Linked DNA regions of Homo sapiens: regions 1 and 3 are each linked to region 2. Evidence: chromatin contacts called from ENCODE Hi-C or POLR2A ChIA-PET data. All regions are on one chromosome and are shown on one strand. Each heading gives the region's core, a stretch centred on a gene start or an enhancer-like site at or near the end of the contact. The rest is flanking DNA. Distances are from core to core; before and after follow the strand shown.

Evidence for each region. Hi-C counts contacts between places; a loop is a spot of excess contacts on that map. ChIA-PET counts read pairs that join two places held with the same protein, here RNA polymerase II (POLR2A). Pooled maps may share reads with other maps.
Region 1: a loop to region 2 is called in a pooled map, with 2.9 times the contacts of the local background. The contact joins the promoter of UBR3 here to the promoter of WIPF1 in region 2. A Hi-C loop is called at or near these places in 5 of 50 pooled maps. POLR2A ChIA-PET finds 5 or more read pairs at or near these places in 2 of 52 experiments (GM12878 and activated CD4-positive, alpha-beta T cell).
Region 3: a map of B cell shows a loop between it and region 2 (8-fold over the local background). The contact joins the enhancer-like site here to the promoter of WIPF1 in region 2. A Hi-C loop is called at or near these places in 1 of 168 maps with a recorded cell type or tissue (B cell), 5 of 37 single-sample maps with no recorded cell type and 4 of 50 pooled maps.

Annotation. Positions count from the first base shown.
Region 1 is chr2:169,826,081-169,829,058 of GRCh38, reverse strand. UBR3 (ubiquitin protein ligase E3 component n-recognin 3) reads right to left here and starts at 1,605. Exons shown (of 39, transcript NM_172070.4): 1 at 1,007-1,605. The coding sequence starts at 1,551. RefSeq lists silencers at 862-991, 1,252-1,811.
Region 2 is chr2:174,596,505-174,599,204 of GRCh38, reverse strand. WIPF1 (WAS/WASL interacting protein family member 1) reads left to right here and starts at 1,401. Exons shown (of 8, transcript NM_001375834.1): 1 at 1,401-1,604. RefSeq lists an enhancer at 1,199-1,378.
Region 3 is chr2:171,317,579-171,320,533 of GRCh38, reverse strand. METTL8 (methyltransferase 8, tRNA N3-cytidine) reads left to right here. Exons shown (of 10, transcript NM_001321154.2): 10 at 1-2,955. Among named protein-coding and RNA genes, the nearest start is that of METTL8, 110 kb to the left of the region's middle. RefSeq lists enhancers at 367-416, 562-1,384, 1,863-1,962, 2,690-2,749 and a silencer at 1,972-2,174. Within about 2 kb of position 1,278, at least 7 of the 41 ENCODE cell types and tissues checked have a DNase peak (open chromatin) inside an H3K27ac peak, as active enhancers do; they include B cell, where a contact is called at or near this core.

The sequences.
Region 1 (2,978 bases), core at 356-2,855, 4.8 Mb after region 2:
TAGTTGCTAATATTCTTTCAACTACTGCCCATCCAAAATCGCCCCTTTCACTTTTTCCTTTTTTCTCAGACTGTCCCTGACATTGACATCATGTTCCAAGCCACGACCCTACATGTACCAACTCTCTGTAACTCACTGCAAACTCTGAAATGTCTTTTCTCATAAGTCCCAACATCTGATGCATCGCTTCTGTCAAAAGGGCATTTGTTGTCTCCTTTTAGACAGAGGTTCACGTATCAGTGAGTGAACAAAGTGCCCTTAACTGGAGAAGACCTAACACTTGATTCCTGGTTCGCTCAGTATTTTGTTTGTTCTCCTGGTATGGAGGGTATTCTGTAACTGACTGCTCAGTAGCCCAATTCTAAATGTCATTCCAGCATACCAAATAATCCACTGACAGCTCAACAGTCACTTTTCATGCAGGCCCCTCCCCTTCCCTCCTCCCTCAACCCTCAAGAGCTCCTTCTCTCACAGTGACAGACACACTGGCAGTTCAGAAGACCTTTTCCTCAAGCGTCCTTCCCTGCACGTACAAGACCACCTCCCCAGCTCTCATCATCCCGCGAGCCAATACGGTCCCCAATAACATCCCCTCCCAGCCAATCCAAATCACAACCTAAGTCTCTTCCCAAGAACCAGGCTTTACAGCCTTTCCCAACAAGTACACACTTGACAGCTCGACACGAGCTTCCCCAAAAATCATTTCCCCTCACTCCCCTCCTACCCCATACACTGGCTCTTTTCTCGCTATCATTTACCCACCCTGGCTTCCCCAAAATTCACAGCCCGGTTTCCTAAACATGCTCTCCGCTCTCCTCTCCCCTCCTTCTCCTCCCCACCCCCTTTCCACCGCTGACAGCTCAGTCACCTCCATCCCCCTGTGGCTGCACCCTCCCCCGCACCCTCCCCTTGACAGCTCAGAGTGGGCTCCCAGTGCTCCGCTCCAGGCCCTCCCGCGACGTCCCCGGCCCAGGGTCGCCTCGCCCGCGGGGAGGGCTCCACTCACCCGCTCTCCCGCATCACGTTGCTGTCCCCGCAGTCGCAGGCGCCCCCGGCCTGGCTGCGGAACATGTTGAAGTCGTGTCCGGTGTGGTCGCCCTGGTGGAAGCACTCGGCGCACAGCGACATGCAGGGCGAGATGCCGCACGTCCGGCAGCGGTAGGCCACGAAGTTGGCTGTCCAGACCAGGCCGCAGAGCGCCGCGGGATCGTAGGCCCGCACCGCCGCGCAGAACTCGTCGTAGCCGCCGCCGCCCGCCAGAAGGCACTTACACCACTCCAGGGCCTCCTCCTCGGCCGCCCCCGGACCGCCCCCGCCTCCGGCCGCCGCCGCGTCCTCGCCGCCGGCAGCCGCGGCCAGCGGCCGCTCGGCGCTCAGCACCCGCTCCAGCAGCGCCTGCAGCTCCTCAGCACCTGCGCGGTTGTCCGGCCGGCTGAGGGCCGCCTTGAGGTGCGCGGCGGTGGCCGCCTTGTCTAGGGCCAGCCCCGGCGCGGGCAGCTCGGGCTGTGACGGCTGCTGGCCCCCGACGGCCGCCGCGGCCGCCGCCGCCATGATGAGAGCTCAGAATTTGGAGAGTCCAGGGCCAGCGGCTCCTCCAGGGAGAGTGAGGGAATAGACTGCTGCGATTGCTCGGCCCGCCCAACTCTCGCGATACCCGGAGCGTCCGCGCTCCTCCGCCCGCAGCCCCGCCCCTACACACGCCCCCTCGGGCTGCAGAGCCTTCCTCCCGCCCCTCTCTCCTGGGCGCCTGTGGACCAAGCTAGGCTCCCAACTTTCTAAGTTAAGAGCTACTGAAATAAAGTACTCACCTTATAGGAAATCTTTAATAAGGGCAATTATTTCTTTATTTGCATAGACTACAGGAATTATTCACATCATCTTTCAGATGTACTTTAGGCATCTGCATTTTGTCTGAGATGTACATTCCTACTGTTATCAAAGTCCAGCGGGCGACAGAATGAAACCCCAACTTAAGGAAAACAAAAACTGTAGGAAAAGCAATCCAAAGAAGAACAGAAGGCCAGGCGCGGTGGCTCACGCCTGTAATCCCAGCACTTTGGGAGGCCGAGGCAGGCGGATTACTTGAGGTGAGGAGTTTGAGATCAGCCTGGCTGACATGGTGAAACCCTGTCTCTACTAAAAATACAAAAATTAGCCGGGCATGGTGGCGCACGCCTGTAATCCCAGCTACTCCGGAGGCTGAGGCAGGAGAATCACTTGAACCCAGGAGGCGGGGGTTGTAGTGAGCCGAGATCGCGCCACTGCACTCCAGCCTGGGTGACAAAGCGAGACTCCGTCTCTAAAAACAACAACAACAACAACAACAACAAAGAAGAACAGGAGTGTTTCCAATCCATAACCTTGTGTTTGAAATGAATGAAACATAATTAAAACAGGTTATTCCTGGTCTTCTACATGAGTTAAGTATGTCACGATCATCATATAACAGTGATAAGTTAAATTTGCTCAATAATTTTACGAATCACTAAATTATAAACTAAATAAAACTTTATGTATTAACTTTACATGCTAAAACTTTGTATGTTTTAACTCATTTGATTCTCATAACAGATAACTTTGAATTCTGCTATTCCTAGAAGTAGCAGCCTCAGACACTTCTCTACTTCGTCATCGTCCATTCACTCTTTTTCTTCTTCCTATAATAATGCAAAGAGGTGTCCATCCACAGGCTTAAACGCAATCCTGCAATCCTTTTACTTAACCACTGGATCCTGCCTTCTCAGGATCCCAACTCCATCCAATATCCTCTTGCATTTTTAACCCCTCTCTTTCTATTAGCTCAATTCTTGTCAGAATTTGTCTCCTCCTGTCTTAAAAATAATTGAAAAAATAATAAAGCTTCCCCCATTACTAAGCATCCAACCATTCTTTTCGTAGGCCACCTTTCTCTTTCTCTTTCTTTTCTTCTTTCTTTTTTTTTTTTTTTTTTTTGAGACAGGGTCTCACTGTCGACCAGA
Region 2 (2,700 bases), core at 152-2,651:
TTCCCACTCACTGCTCACCACCCCCAACAGCTACCTGAGTTGAAAATTACTCATCTAGCCCAGTTCCATCACTTTACAGGTAAGGCAATGTTAGACAACATACGTTCTTTTCATGCCTCTGGCCTCTGATCCTAGCAGAATCAGGACCCAACATTCAGATTTTACAATGAAGCTAGTTTCTGAAATATGCCTCTCTTTTAAATTCTTTGACTGTTACTGTTTTCTCAGAGTTATATACTATGTGTTGCATATGTAAGTCTGAACCTTTAAGATGGGTTAAGAAAAAATTATGAGCATTTTCAGATCGTTCTATACATAACTCAAGGTTTTGATAAAATGTTTTCTACATGTATTCCATTGCCATCCACCTCTTGAGTTCTTTAATAATGAGAAATCTGACTTTCTTCCTTCCACCCTCTTTATCTCTATGCTTTTGTCAAGCATCTTCTAGGAGAGTTACTGTTATCCCATTAAGTGTGGGGGACAGAAACATTTGGCATAGAAAGCTATGGATCTGCAGCTGACTTAAGCTGTATATTATTACCCTGACTTGGGCACCAAAATCACGTTTCAAAACTCATTTGCTGCCAAGTATGGTAGCTCAAGCCTGTAATCCCAGCAATCTGGGAAGCTAAGATGGAAGGATCACTTTGAAGCTAGGAGTGCAAGACCAGGCTGGGCAACAAAGCAAGATCCCATCTCTACCAAATATAAAAATAAAATAAATTAGCCAGGTGCAGTGGCATATGCCTGTAGTCTCAGCTACTCAGGAGGCTGAGGCTGGAGGATTGCTCGAACCCAGGAGGTCAGGGCCACAGGGAGCTATGATTACGCCACTGCACTCCAGCCTAAGTGACAGCAAGACTGTCTCTCTAAAAAAAAAGAAATAAATAAAACAAAACCAAAAAAAGAACCTCATTTGCCTTCATACACCTGACCTGCTCTCTTTACCTGCATTTGTAACTTTCTCCCCACACACTTGAATGCCCTGTAAATGAGAAGAAGCCCTTAGCCTAATGAAGCGATAAGGTAAGGTAGGTAAGAGCTTTTCTTTCTTGAGTGACTCTTTTCCCTATTACTCAATGGAATAGTCAGTATTTACAGTGATACTTTCAAATATAATTTTCCTAAAGGAATCTCAAGTTCCATGAACAGTTATTTTTGTGGGAATATCTAGAATAAAGTTGGACTCTTCACTGAGTGGAGGTGCTCATCTCCTCTTGTCACTGTACCAAATAGCTGTGTATTACACCTTGTGGGGAGGAGAAACATTTAATTTTTTTTAATTTAGGTTTTTTTTCTTGCTTGCTTCTTAAGCAAAACCAATCTAGTTTCTTTTTCTGCAGCAAAGGAGGAAGGAACAACAAACAACAAATTAATCAGACAGGAAGCGAATAACCACAGAAGGACGTCTGCCTCTGACTCAGTATGTCACATTTAACAAGAGGCCAGAGCTTGTCCAAAATGGCTGTCCAAAAACGACCCCACACTTGCGTTAGAAGATGATACCTTTTTCAGGGACAGTTTTCTCTCTTGGCTCCTGTCCCGCTGGCCCTCTGTCTGCCTGTGTCCCTGACCATGGCTCCCTGCAGTACCCTTTAACGGTAAGAAAAATTATATTCAAACTAAGTTTATTTCATTTATCAGCTACAGGGAAGAACTAAATGGCTTTTAATGGACCATAGTATGTCAAGATAAAGTTGTTTAATTTTTCTGTAGAGCACCATGTGAGCTATTCCTGTTGCCCAGAATGCTAGTTTCACCACTATGGTGATTGTGAATGATTCATAACTTATGCTTTGAGCCAAAATGTAAGCAAGATTTTCAATAGAATTTTTTTGACCACTGGACAAGTTTGGATCCACAGGAATTTATTTTCCCATTTAAATTGGGGGCTTATGTCGGTAAATATATCCTTTTGGTGTATGATACAGTTGTCCACACAACTGCCTTTGAATCTTTGGTGTGGCCAGCAACAATAAGTGCTTTAAAGTACAAGGAGCCATTGGAAGCTTCAAACGAAAATACCATGGAACTAAGCTGTTGCAGTTCTGTTGCTGCCAATGTGCTATTTAAGTTCAAAACTCAAACTAAACCATTTCTAAGCAGAGTCTTTTATAATACGATTTGTCTTTTAGAATAAGTCTATTCCTGTTATAACAGTGTGTGCACAATTACTATCGCAAATCAAATTCTACAGCATTAGTTATAACTTTATGTTTAATATGATTAATGTTTTGGCATAAAATATTGTGATTTTTAAAATTTCAAGCCATCTACTCAGAGGCTTATAGAGCAGAACTAAGGAAACTTTTTACATTAAAAAACTTTTTTCTAGAATATGTAGGAAGAAACAATTTGACTTATGTTCCTTTCTCCCCGTGAAGAAATATAAAATAAAGCTTTAAAAAACTCAGAAGGCACATATAACTTTAGTCACTAAGTACAAGTTTTTTGTTTTTTTTGTTTTTGTATTTTTAGTAGAGACAGGGTTTCATCATGTTGGTCAGGCTGGTCTCAAACTCCTGACCTCAAGTGATCTGCCCGCCTCGGCCTCCCAAAGTGCTGGGATTACAGGCATACAAGTTATTTTAAATAATTTAATGGCATAACTAGTATATGTAGTAGAGAATGGAGAGGTGGTAAATGAAAAGGCTACTGAAAGATTCTAACTAAGCAAAGTAAGACAGCTTGGTAGAG
Region 3 (2,955 bases), core at 29-2,528, 3.3 Mb after region 2:
AGGTGGTTTCAAAAACAACAGAAGGTAAAATTATTCTCACATTCTCACACATGTAAATTGTACTGTCTCTCTCAGTTCTAAATAGCGGATTCAAGCCAGCCTCTTGACTGGCACAGTAAAATTCGGCTTCGTGTCTTTCTATAATGTATTACAGCATGTGAGTTAACCTTTAGAAGCTTCAAAAATACATCAACCAAATTTGGACTGTGAGACACAAACTGGTCTCTTTTGGGCTCTGTCCAGCATAGCCTTCCTATTCCACATGGCTGCGCAGCAGGGCCATTTCCACCAGTGTCTTCTGCTTGCCTGGTCAGTCTTTCTGTCTCTTAACCTACCTACAACAACTTCCTTCTCGGGGTTTGCTGCTAGATAGAAATGTAGATTTTGGCACAGAAAGAAAAGGGAAAGACCTATTTGGAATTTTGTCTATAGATGTTAAGAAATCATGAAGCGTTGCAAATGTAACTGCTTGGGTATTAGTTTAAAATATTTGATAACTGCATGAAATTCTAATTTACCCCTCACATCCATAAAGCTAGGACCAGTTGGTTAGGCAGAGTTTGATATTTAAAAATTCATCTTCTGAGAGAGCTGAATTTCAAAAGGACCATTTTCTTTCCAGGAGTAAAAGGTATATTCTTTCATCTTCTTACAGTACAGAAACAATGGAATATATTGTTTAAATGCACCCTTCATTTTTTTCTCCATTTCTAAAAATTCACTTTTGAGCATCGTCCAAATGTAAAAATTCTCACACATGAGGAACTGTTTCCGAAGGTTGTGAGAAAGTCAAGATAACAGTTTCTATTATTAAAAGTTTTGCATTCGGTATGACACATTTGCCTGTATTGAAACACCCATTTAACATTGACTTCTGAGAACTTATTTGCTTTGCCTCTCTCGATTCCATATGCTTTGTCTACAAATTGTGAACACGTCCCGGTTTCTACCCGTGTGTGATTCTAAGTCGTTGCTGTACTCTAGCTTGTACGTGAAAATTCACCCATATGCAGATAGCTGCCCTCTTGGAGGCAAAACTTAAAGCTATCAGAACCATCTGGATTGTTAAACCCCAAAACTTCCAACTCATCAAAGTCCTGAAGCCTGAATAGATCACACATTGTTACTTCTAATTGGTTTTGATGTTTGTTATGCTCCTCACAAGTGCAGATAACTTCACATTTGCATCACTAATCGACCTCTTTCAAAGCCTCTGCTCCTCCTGCTTCCTGCCTCTGTTAGTCATCAGGAGACTTAGTGTTGGCGTGGGTATTTTCCCCGCTTGTGAAAGTGCATTGTCAATTCTAGAGCATTAAATATATGTGAGGTATTGTTATTAATCTACAAGGCAGTACACACAGTATTCCAGCAACAGTGACTTTTTCAAAGGTTTTATGAGACATTGTAAGAAAGACAGTATCTTTCCATGGAAAAAAGTGTTGCCTCAGAGTCAAACAGGAAGCATGGGTCCTAGTTCCTATTGAACTGCTTAGCTACTCTTAATTTAGCTCTGAATGCTAGATTTTGTGTATACTATACACATTATTTAATCCTCAAACTCCTAGGAATTCATTTTGATGATAACCATTTACAGAAGAGATGTTGGGTAACTTGCTCAGGATACCACATCTAGTAAGTAGCAGAGTCACAACTCGGACCCAGAACTCTCTGATTCCAAAACCTCTACTTGCTGCTCTTGTAATGGATGGGCCCAAATGCTGCTGGGAAAGGCACCAGGGAAGAAAGAGCTTTCTGAGTCAAGCAGAAAACGATAGCAGTGGAGAGGAGTTTGTTTCAGACGACCTTCAAGGTTATGGCTCATTCTAGATCCAATCATTCTAGCAAATAAGTAGGTTACACTTGTCCACAATTACAAATTGGAAAAGAAGAGAAGGAAAGGAACTGAGAGGAATGACAAAGCAAAAAGCTTTCAATCAGTTCTTTTCAGCATTCTGCTTCTGCCTAGTTCTGCACTCGCCCCACCCCCTCAGGCTTCAGCCTTCCACTTGGCATCCCTCCTCGCAGAGCACTCTCACTTGCATACTCCTCGCTTAAAGAAAAAAAGCATTCTGTACTGCAGTGGGGAAAAAAAACCCTTAAAATGTCTTCAAAAGGATTCAGCTCTAGGGTAATGTAAAATATGTGAAATCAGGAGGTGTCCATAATAAAATATGAGTGAAAACATCGTTATTTAAAACATTGTATGTACATTAATGCCACATTAATACCAATTCAGGCATGAAATGTTGAGCATTTCTTGGAATACGGTTTCTTGGAATATGGTTGGGGATTTGAGAGGCGCAAAGGTACCCGCAAGATGGCTTTGGTGTAGTTATAAATATAAATAGAAGTAAAATAACAGTTGCATCTTCATTTATAATGAATCTATATTGTGGCCTCAAAGCTACAGAGAAAAGTGGATGCCAAAATCTGTCTTTCATTAACATATGTCTTAAATGACAAGGAAGAGGTGTTGAAGATAAAATTACTTTTTCCTATGAGTATGAATCAGCAACATGCAGTAACAAGCAAGTAATAATAGTTCTGCGTGTGAGTGCCTACAGAGGGTAAGAAAAATAGCATCAGATTGAAAAAGCAAGTGCACCTGCAGAAGGGACCCAGGAGGCTGCAGAGCACAGCTCCCTTGAGCATCATCTCAAAGTGTCTCAGAGCACAGTGACCCTAATTCTGGCAAGTCAGGTTGGCATGAGATGGATGGAGCACACTGAAATCTCCAGATGGTCAGACAGCCCACCCTCAGCTGCCCCTGGAGCTCGGCAAAGGCAAGCTACAAGGCACTGCTACTTGGCCAAGAGTTTAAAACAACAGCTTCTGATTCTACAGTGTCTGTGGTTTCACAACCACTTAACCTTAAGTAAGGAACAGCTAGAGTTAGCTGAATGAATAAATACACGTTAACGTTACATAAAGAGGGAAAAAAAGCAATACTTGAGC